Linked DNA regions of Homo sapiens: region 2 is linked to region 1. Evidence: read pairs that join two places in POLR2A ChIA-PET (ENCODE). Cell type or tissue: CD4-positive, alpha-beta T cell. All regions are shown on one strand. Region 1 overlaps XYLT1 (xylosyltransferase 1). Region 2 overlaps XYLT1 (xylosyltransferase 1).

Region 1 (5,000 bases):
AATAAGATAATTGTCCCTGAGAAATGCTGTTAGCATGTAAACACAGTTAGCATGTGAAATCAGAACAACTGTAATATTTCCCTCGTTTGGTGTTTAAAGATGCTCCTGCGTGAATAATTATAACTAAATGCAAAGTGCAGAGATGGGATGCTGCATGTTTTTCCTGTTATTCTTTCCTGCTTCTATCCCAGCTCAGAAGTAAAACTCTTAGTGGAATCTTGTCTGAAGCTAGCCTCCCCTCCCCCACAGCCATTTGAAATTAGTACCAAGAATGGGGCAACTTAGAACAGAGGGAATTCCAAAATTAGGGATACTCAGCAAACAAAATCTACAGATCCCATAGCAACTTTTTTTGGGGGGGTGTTGAATGAAAGAGACCACACATGCATACCTGTATGTGCATGTGGATGCTCACATATGTGTGTGTACACACATGCATATTCACACACATACACTCTCTCTTTCTTTCTCTCTGTCTCTTAATAAACAGAGCTGGAGAAAACTAGCCATGGCTATACACAGCAGAAGCAGATGTGATAAACCTCATTTTACCTTTTTAGACCTAGAAAGGTTGCAGTAAAATATGCTGCACCTGCCACCACATGAGGTCCTTCCTTCCTTCTGTGGAGTTTTTGCATCCTTTGATAAGTTGGAACATACTTCAATTTTATGAAATTAGTACGTATAGTACCTTCCTAACAGACCATAGCTCATCAGATATGCTACATATCCTATAAAGACTAACCTTTCTGCTTCCTCATCTCAGACATTAGCCAATCAGTAGGTTGAGCTTGTCTCCTTCTGCTGTGTCATTTATACCCCAAACTCTTCTTTATAGGGAGGACTTGCCTTGACTTACAGTCAGGAAAACATCCTACAGCTCAGAAGTTGGCTGAGTTCTCAGCATACATCTCTCAGATTCCACCTATAACATGAATTGGGTTTCCGTTGATTTTGGTTCAGCAAGAATTTACCAAGTGCTTTCTATGTGGCAGTCTTAGGACTTCATTAAGCATAAAAACAAAGAAGATAGTCCCTGGTCCTGGGGAAGTGGGACAAGTTGTCAAAAGTATGTAGCAGGGGCTGATGAGAAGACAGGACTCTCACCCCTATCCATGGGAGTCAACTTTGCTCTCTGCCTTGTATTCCTGGGTGTGCATTCATAGGTGCTTCTTGAGTTAAATTATTCTTGGACTTTGCAGCCACGTTACTTTACAACCTGTCTATGGTTCATATCCCGTCCTTCTCTCTAACCTCAGGTCCTCCAGCTGAAAGTGCTGGGCTTAGCTTAGGATCCACTAAACCAGAGATTACAAACACCAATGCCCACAGCAGCCACACTGGCAGCCGTAAGTGAAGGACATGTGTCTGGGGCGGGGACTGTGGCAAGCAGGAGGGCCTGTGACCCTTCTAAGGGAGATAGCTGCTTTCCAGTGCCAGAAAGGCAGTGCCTTAGGAAAATGCTGGATTTGTGTAGCTAGGTCTTCTGATTTTTCCAAAAAATGCCAGAACTTTGCAGTTTTATGGGAAACCTCCTGAATGTGAAGTATTGGCATCCTATGTAGGTTTTTGTTGTTCTTTTTAAAACATTGTGCAGGCTGAACAAACTATGCCTGAGCTGAATACTGCTTGTAGATTCCAGTTTCTGTTGGCCACCTCTGCAGTCAGCCCATGAAGATCGTGTTCTCAAAGTGCTGGCTAAACAGAGGCCACTGCTGAGTCACTAGGGTTGCTTCCCACCACTTCATGAACGTGTTCAGTGTGAGACCACACACTTTACCTTGCATCTTGTTTCTCCAGCTCTTTCTCATCCTGCCCTCCCCGCAGATGTCTCAATGAAGTCCCTGGGAAAGTAACACTTACTCTCCTGAATACAGCCTACAGTTCCACCAAGCGTGGCATGCATGTGAGCGAGGGTCCCCCAACCCCGCCCCACTGCAGAAGGCGTAGAAATGAAAGCGGATCGTTGTAAGCTTTGGATCCGCCAAATGGGACTTAGCACAGCGTCGTCTCCTGCGTGTTGATTATCAACTTGCTTGGGGGATCTCAGGCTCTTGCCTGACCTTGGCATGAGGTCTGGCAAATTTGGCTTTCTGGGTGTAGAATTGATCGTTTCAGAAACAAAGCCATTGAGACAGAGTTAAGGAGAGTCCTCTATTCACGGATGAAAGGAGCTCATTGTATAAAATTGGTGTGACCTGGACCCCCTTCCTCTGGCCCCCTCCTGTTGTTCCCTTCCCCCACAGCTGGGGCTTTGTAAGGGTCTCGCAGGATGTTCTATCCCAGGCCATACTTTCTTCCCATCTTCCTGTCTCTGAGGCTGCCCCGAACAGAAGGAGAGCTGGGCTTGGAGCCCCTTTGCACGTTTTTGGCTCCTCGGGCCAACTCTGTTGTCGTGGGTGATGAGAGCACTTCCTTCCGAGAGAGCTAGGAGAAAAACAGCCAGGCTGTTCACAGGCAGCTGCCCAAGGCGGCTGTGCAGGAAGAGAAAACAGTGGGTGCTAAGAACCTCTTCCTGTTCTGCCTTCTGCACGGGCACCTCCCTTCTGGGTCACGGCCCTGAAAAGTCAAGACTGTTGAGCTAGAGGAAGATGGTCCTGTGTGTATTAACCTCAGTGCTCAACTTCCTGATGGATTATTTGAGTTTTTCTGTTTCTGCTGTGAAGTCACGGGATCCCGAATTTTTCTTCTTGAGGTTGGCGGGTGAGGGTTGGAGTCATGTTCATGGGGTAACATGGTACCTTCCTTTGTGGGGGAGGGGTAAGGTATGGTGGTGAACAGATAGGAAGGTCATAAACTTAGATGCTTTCAGGGCTCAGCCCAGGTGGGCAGGGTGGGGTTGTGGCAAACAGAAGGGGATGTGCCTGCCTTAAGTGGACCTGCCTACCCAGTGGGTCAGATCTTTCCACATTTCACGAAAAGCCACAAATCAGAATATCATGATTTCACCCTAAATTTTAAATGCTGGCACCTAATTTTAAAAAAAGTATTGTTCAAAAATTAGCCAGGCTTAGTAGCATGTGCCTGTAATCCCAGCTCCTCAGGAGTCTGAGGCAGGAGAATCGCTTGAACCCGGGAGGTGGAGGTTGCAGTGAGCCGAGATCACGCCACTGCACTCTAGCTTGCGTGACAAGCAAAACTCCATCTAAAAAAAAAAAAAAAAAAAGAAGTATTTTTGTGCACCATGCAGATCACACCATACCACATCCAAGCATTTTGGTTACCTTTTTTTCTTTTTTTTTTTAAACCTCTCTGAAGATATTAAGGTTAAATGGGCCTGGCTCTGTGGCTTTCAACCAAGTCTTTGAAACTCTCTGAGCCTCAGTTTCCTCCTATATAAATTAGGAACAGTACTACAGGGTATTCATAATCCAGGAACAAGGAAATACTTAATGTCATCAAGAGAAAAAGCAAACTGGGCACACTGACTCTTGCCTGCAATTCCAGCAATTCGGGAGGCCAAGGCAGTAGGATCACTTGAGACCAGGAGTTCAAGACCAGCCTGGGCAACATAGGAAGACCCCATCTCTACAAAAAATGAAATATTAGCCAGGCGTGGTGGCACAGGCCTGTAGTCCCAGCTACTTGGGAGGGTGAGGTGGAAGGATTGCTTGAGCCCAGAAGTTCAAGGCTGTGGTGAGCCATGATTACATCACTGCACTCCAATCTGGGCAGCAGAGCAAGACCCTGTCGTTTTTTTTTTTTAAAGTAAAAACCAAAAAAAAAAAAAAAATCTATCTATCCAGTCTTTATGGCCTTCTGGGAACAGCCACTTCATGAGGATAGAATGTGGGTTTATTGAAGTAATGCTCATAAATGGTGAATTATGGTATCTCATAAGGACTTAACCAATGATAGCGGTCTACTGGGCGCTGTCATCAAGGCTGTCATCTTCATTGTCACTATCGTTTCATTAAGAAATATTAGAGGAGGTTGAGGGGACAGGCTGCAGGCAGAGTCCCTCCCCTGCTGAAGCTTTCTGACTCCATCCTGACTCTAAATGTAGAAGGCCCATCCGTCCCCTGCAGGGCCACCTTCCAGCCAGGTGTTCTCATCGTCTCTCTTCTGTCCTAGGAAGGCAGCTCTACATCCCGAGCTGTAGCCTGGGACTGCAAAGCTCTCCACTCCCCACCTCCTGGGATCGTTTTTTCCGCCCCCCGTGGTTTGTGTCGGCAGTTCTGTGTGTGGCCTCTTGGAGTCATTCCAGACGCGAAGCACTGCTGAATCACAGTTTTCCTGTATCTTCGACAATAGATGTCCTGGTCAGAGGCTCTTGTGAAGGAGCAAAAGAGGAGGAAGTGAAGAAAAGCAGGGAGGGATGTGCATAGAAATTTATTTTGGCAAAATGGGATGAACTCCAGATTTGGTATCAAAAAACTGACATTCTACACTGAATTTTAATCCAAACTGTGTGTGGCCCTTAGGAAATAGGCCTTTCCTCCTGGATCTCCCATGCCTCACCAAACAGTGATGGGTTTGATTCAGGTCAGGGACGGACATCTAGGGAAACTGGAATCTATTAATAATATCTGCTCCTCGGGCCGTATTGAGAATTTGAGGCCAGGTGGACTGCTTAGTAACAGCTGCCTCGGGCAACTTATTGTGAATTCGCTGCATAACTGGTCTGCACCTCTAAGTGCTTTTCTTGAACTCACGATTTTGGATTCTGGAGCTCAAATATGAACTATTTTCCTGTGGAACAGAGATCTCACCCAGCAGTCCCAGAAGTCACATAGTATCATTGGAACTCCAGACAATGTCTGTGGGACACTTGGCAGTATTGGTTCCAGTTGGGCCACCTGCCATCTTGGTGACCACAGCAAGTGGGTGCAAAATTGATAGGTGCTGCGGCCTGTGCCTGGGAAAAGCTAATTATCGGGATGAATTATAGATGTGGCGTGTGTTCCCAGCTCCAGGAGGATGTGTGTTCAAACACAGCCTGGGTGGCCACCTTTAGAAAGATTTGCGGCATGGTGGGATTTAGCCAGCACTTCCTGTCT
Region 2 (5,000 bases), 80 kb before region 1:
ATACTTCATATCAAAACTTGAGATAAGGTTAAAACTGTGCCCAGAGGAAAACTGGTAGTCTATTTTAAAAGCACTTTAGGTTTTGACATTAAATATGAAAGAGTAAAATAATTAAAATAAAAGTCCATTAAAAAAATAATTGAGGCTGGGATGGTCTCGAACTCCTTGGTCTGAAGCCACCCTCCTGCCTTGGCCTCTCAAAGTTTTGGGATTATAGGTGTGAGCCATGGTGCCAGGCCTGAGACCCTGTTACTAACAAAAAAAAAAAAAAAAAGAAAAAAACTGAGAATCAAACAAAAGAAAGTAGGAAAGGGACATTAAGAAAAATAAAGGCAGAAATTCACAAAACAGAATGCAAACACGATAGTATTAATTCATGAGATCCTTTAATGACCCAACCATACAAAGTGCTAATTTCGTTCCTCTTAGGGTTAGAATCTATGAATAGGCTGTAGGTTCCTTAATTCTCAATGCTTGCTCAATGCTTCTCTTATAGCAATTGAGTAAGGGAACCTGTCAGTAGCAGGAGGCACCACTGGTTTCATGTTATTAGGATGGGCGGGTTAGGGGAAGTTATCACTTAGCCTGCCCACATCAAAACACAGCACACTTCATGTACCTTTTTTCTGCTGATCAATTTCCTCTCATTTTTAAGAATAGTTAAGAATGGCAGAGTAGCTTATCATTTTGTAGAATACCTGTAGTGTCCTGCAGGTTCCCAGTGAACTTTCTCCCCAGTTTTCATGCCTTACTGTGTCTTGTAAAGCCAGGGTTTTCCTCATTACTGAGTGCCTTGAGCTCTGGGGAGCAGGTCCCTGGGGTGATGGGCAAGAGTCTTCTATCTCACTAAGCTCAAGGCTACTCCACAGCGGAAATGGGAAGCCGACCTTGTTGGTTTGGAATTGACTTTGATGTCCTCTCAGCAACAGCCATTGATAATCTACTGTGTGTCACATAGTAGAAGTTTTCTATGAGTGCATGCTTTACAGATGTACCCAGGATGTTTGCAGACACTTATTCATTCACTCAACAGATTTTACCAAGAGCCTACTAGGTGCCAGTCACTGCACGGGAGCTGGGGTTGGAGCAGTGGACAGAACGCGTTCCCTGACTTCCTGCAGCTCAGGTTCCGATGGAGGGGACAGTGAGTCAGGGAGAAGGGGAGGGTCATCTGGGAAGGCTTTTCCAACAAGGTGACATTTAAGATGAAACAAAGAGAAGATAGTCCGGCATGGATTGCGGGGAGAGGAGGTAAACAATGTGGTCATTATGACAAGGACATGAAAGTCATTTGGGAAGAAGGACAGGAACAAGAGCCTGCAGGGGCTTCCAGGCCACCATCAACTGTTTTCTGGGGTGAGGTTCCCAACAGCCCTGCTAATGGGTTCATCATCTCTGTTTTATTAAAAACCTAGAAAAGTTGACTGGTTTAGAAATTGCAAGATTTGGAGGTGGAACTTGAACACTTGCAAAAAGTTGATCACGTTCTTTGAAGACAAAAATCACTCTGTCCAACAACCTTCCCAGAGTCCCTCTGCAGTTATTATCACTCCACCTCCAATGAAAGAACATTTGTCCTTTGCATGCAACGGCTTTTTCGATTCCCCACCTGCCCCTGCAGAATGATGATGTCCCCAACTCGGAACTTCTCTCCCTCATCTCCATGTCAAAACTTACCTGTCTTTGGTCCTGTCCTAAGGTGTTTGATTTTGAGGGTGGTGGTGTCTTACACTCCCCTCAGCTTGGTAACACTGATCTAGAGAGATGGCAGATGGGGGCTGCCTGACCTGGCAGCAGTGTCTGTCTGTGATGGCGGGCTGTGCTGTGCTGGAATGTCTTAGTCTGTTTACGACGCAAGACAAAGTGATCTCGACTTTCAGGAGTCAGGATACCTGGATTCCAGAACCTGTTCTGTGTCTTGCTTGGTGTGGCTTTGGGCTGCCTGCCTTTCAGGTTCTCTGTTTCCCCGTCTTTAAAATGGTCTGAGGGATTCTGGGTCCCTTGTGCTCTGAACTTTTAGGTCTCTTGTGGTTACCTGTGCCCTGATTGCACATGTCTCTTCTTCCAGCCGTGTGTGTGACCCACGTGTCCTTTCCCACTTCCATGTGTACGTGGCTGTTTTGGTGTGATTGTCTGCAGAAAAGAGTCCTTTCCTCCCAGTACCTCCCACTTCTACCTAACAATAAACTCTAGAATCCTTCTCACCTTTTTTTTTTTGTTTGTTTGTTTGTTTGTTTGTTTTGAGACGGAGTCTCGCTCTGTTGCCCAGATTGGAGTGCAGTGGCGCAATCTCAGCTCACTGCAACCTCTGCCTCCTGGGTTCAAGCGATTCTCCTGCCTCAGCCTCCTGAGTAGCTGGGATTACAGGCGCCTGCCACCATGCCTGGCTAATTTTTGTATTTTTAGTAGAGGTGGGGTTTCACCATGTTGGCCAGGCTGGTCTTGAACTCCTGACCTCAAGTGATCTGCCTGCCTCCACCTCCCAAAGTGCTGGATTACAGGTGTGAGCCACCACTCCCGGTCCTTCTCACCTTTTATTAGTAACTGCCATCACCATCATAGCTGGTCTTGGATTCATTAACTCCATCAGGTTATTCCCAGTGGTGGAAACAGTGAATGGCACACAATAGGTGCTCAGTAAATATTTTTGTTTCCTTCAGAAATTGCCTGAAAGATCAGATGAGATGTCTTAAAAGTGAGAGCTATGGAACCCCACTTTAAGATGACATTTTAAGATCCAAAGGCCAAAGATATTCTAGAACAAGGAATCATGCCTTGTTCCATGGGTTCTTGTCAGCTCCTCACCCATACTGATGGCACCTTAAGGTCCACCTGTGTTCTTAGTAGTTGATGCATAGTCCTGTTGATGATGATAAATAATAGTAATTAGCAGCTACCATTTATTAAGCACATACTACATGTTAGGCGTTTTATATTTAATGCTTCCAACACCTAGTGTTGTCAGCATTGTCAGAGTCACTGTTTTATGGACAGAGGAAGTGAGGCACAGAGAGGGGAAGTAACTCTCGCAAGGTTGCACAGCTCCCCACAAGCCCGTGTGCATAACCACCACGTCACTTGATGCTAAGTCCCGTTGATGGGACTGAAGACCAGCCAGACAGGGGAGGCGCCCTCTTCCAGGTGCTGGGCCTGCCCCGTCCCCGCAGCCCATAGGGGAAGTGTCCACAGCTGCAGGCCTGGCAGACACCCAATCTTCTCCTACCCTCTCCAGGGGCTGCTGTTCTCCATGCCCGTGGAATTGCTGAGATCCTGCAGACAGCAGTGAGAAGCTGGCTACTGTCGTCAGAGCCTTTCCCCAGGATGGGGCTGCAGATTTGGCCCCAGCCCTCCTTTGGCCTGCTCAGCTGGCCTGGGGCAGCAGGAGAGAGTGGAAGAGAGGCATGAACTTGCTTTCATCAGAGGGAGCCCAGGGCATGCTCTGTGGGTTCAGAGGAACTTCCTTGGGCGTGTGGGTGAGACCAGGCATGGCATGACACTTATATGCCACTTCCTTCTCCACCAAAACGTCCCTCTTTGTCTCAGTTGGTGGAATGAAGTGCAATGCAGTAGAGAAGCACGGGGACTTGGCGCCAAGGTGCCGGAGTTCGCAGCCTGGCTCTGCCACCCAGCAGCTGTGTGACTGAAGTCTTTGTGCCTCAGCTCCTTCATCTGTAAAATGGGGATGATGATGAACCCACTTCAAAGGGTTGTCAGGAGAAATAAATGAGTTAATACATGCACCTCATTTAGCACAGTGTCTGGGCCTGTATTAAGCACCATAACATGCTGCTGCTGCTGCTTCCTCCTCCTCTTCCTCTTCCTCTGCCCTCCTCCTCCTCCACCCTCCTCCCCTTCCCCCTCTTCCTCCTCCCCCCTCTTCCTCCTCCCCCCTCCACCTCCCCTCACCCTCATCTTCCATTATTATTATTACTGTTGATTCTTGTAGGAGGAGGAGGAATTGGATGAGGGAGATTTGCCTGGTCAACTCTGCCTCTTCCTCTCCCTCCTTCCTCTGGAGCTGTGTGGGGACTAGATTGTGTTGCTGGCTGTGTGGCCTGCGGTCAGTCACATAGCTTCTCTGTATGCATTTTCCCACCTAAAATGAATACAGCAATTGTAATAATGATAATAATGATAATATGCTTCATTTTAAGATGCACATTTTTTACTGTGTCGCCCAGGCTCACAGCCATTTTATTTTATTTTATTTTTGAGACAGAGTCTTGCTCTGTCTGCGCCCAGGCTGGAGTGCAGTGGCGCAATCTCGGCTCACTGCAACCTCCGCCTCCCGGGTTCAAGCAATTCTGCCTCAGCCTCCCAAGTAGCTGGGATTTTAGGCATGTGCCATCACGCCTGGCTAATTTTTGTATTTTTAGTAGAGATGGGGTTTCACTATGTTGGCCAGGCTGGTCTTGAACTCCTGACCTCAAGTGATCCACCCGCCTTGGCCTCCCAGAGTGGTGGGATTACAGGTGTGAGCCACCACATCTGGCCAAAGATACACATTTTTAATATTTAGTAAATAGCCTTTCTGAAATCTGGGATGAATTTTACAATTGATGTGTATGTTTCCTTAATGTTTCAGCACACACCCTTTTGCCCCAAATTGTTATTCAATCAATGATGCATGTCACAAGCGACAGGGTCTTACAATGAAGCACAGAGGCCACAATGTCCACAATGTGCCAAGCAAGGTACTGGGTGTTTTTTAAATGCCTCATTTTTTAAAACTCTTACTGCAGCCCCAGAAGTAGTACTCATATTCTCCCATTTTACAAATGTGGACATTGAGGCTTAGAGGGTGAAAAGTGGCTTTCGTGGAAGGTCGCTTGTTCACACAGCAGAGCTGCTATCCAACCACCCTCCATGGGTCTTACGACATAGGCTGAAACTCTTTTTCCAAGAGCATCCCATAAGCACCTCTCTCCTTCTCCCTGGGATGTAGGAATATGTTCCTAAAGACAGCTTCAAGCTTCTAGGATGGAAATGCTAGTGGTAGT

Evidence for each region. Peaks named below come from ENCODE experiments on the same cell type or tissue, not always from the same donor. Only the 100,000 strongest peaks of a DNase experiment are listed, where the experiment ranks them.
Region 2: POLR2A ChIA-PET joins it to region 1 with 17 read pairs; 8 of 35 experiments call an interaction of 5 or more read pairs at or near these places.

Annotation. Positions count from the first base shown.
Region 1 is chr16:17,367,297-17,372,296 of GRCh38, reverse strand. The region is part of intron 1 of XYLT1 (xylosyltransferase 1); the gene reads left to right. Among named protein-coding and RNA genes, the nearest start is that of XYLT1, 100 kb to the left of the region's middle. RefSeq lists an enhancer at 2,622-2,711. In CD4-positive, alpha-beta T cell, no CTCF peak of the experiment used is centred here; DNase peaks (open chromatin) are centred at 1,716, 2,496, 3,186, 3,636 and 1 weaker place; H3K4me3 peaks cover 1,421 bases; H3K27ac peaks cover 4,532 bases.
Region 2 is chr16:17,447,580-17,452,579 of GRCh38, reverse strand. All of the region lies in intron 1 of XYLT1 (xylosyltransferase 1), which reads left to right. LOC107987234 (a long non-coding RNA gene) reads left to right here. Exons shown (of 2, transcript XR_001752091.2): 2 at 1-108. Among named protein-coding and RNA genes, the nearest start is that of XYLT1, 21 kb to the left of the region's middle. In CD4-positive, alpha-beta T cell, no CTCF peak of the experiment used is centred here; DNase peaks (open chromatin) are centred at 549, 3,089 and 3,509; H3K4me3 peaks cover 348 bases; H3K27ac peaks cover 2,152 bases.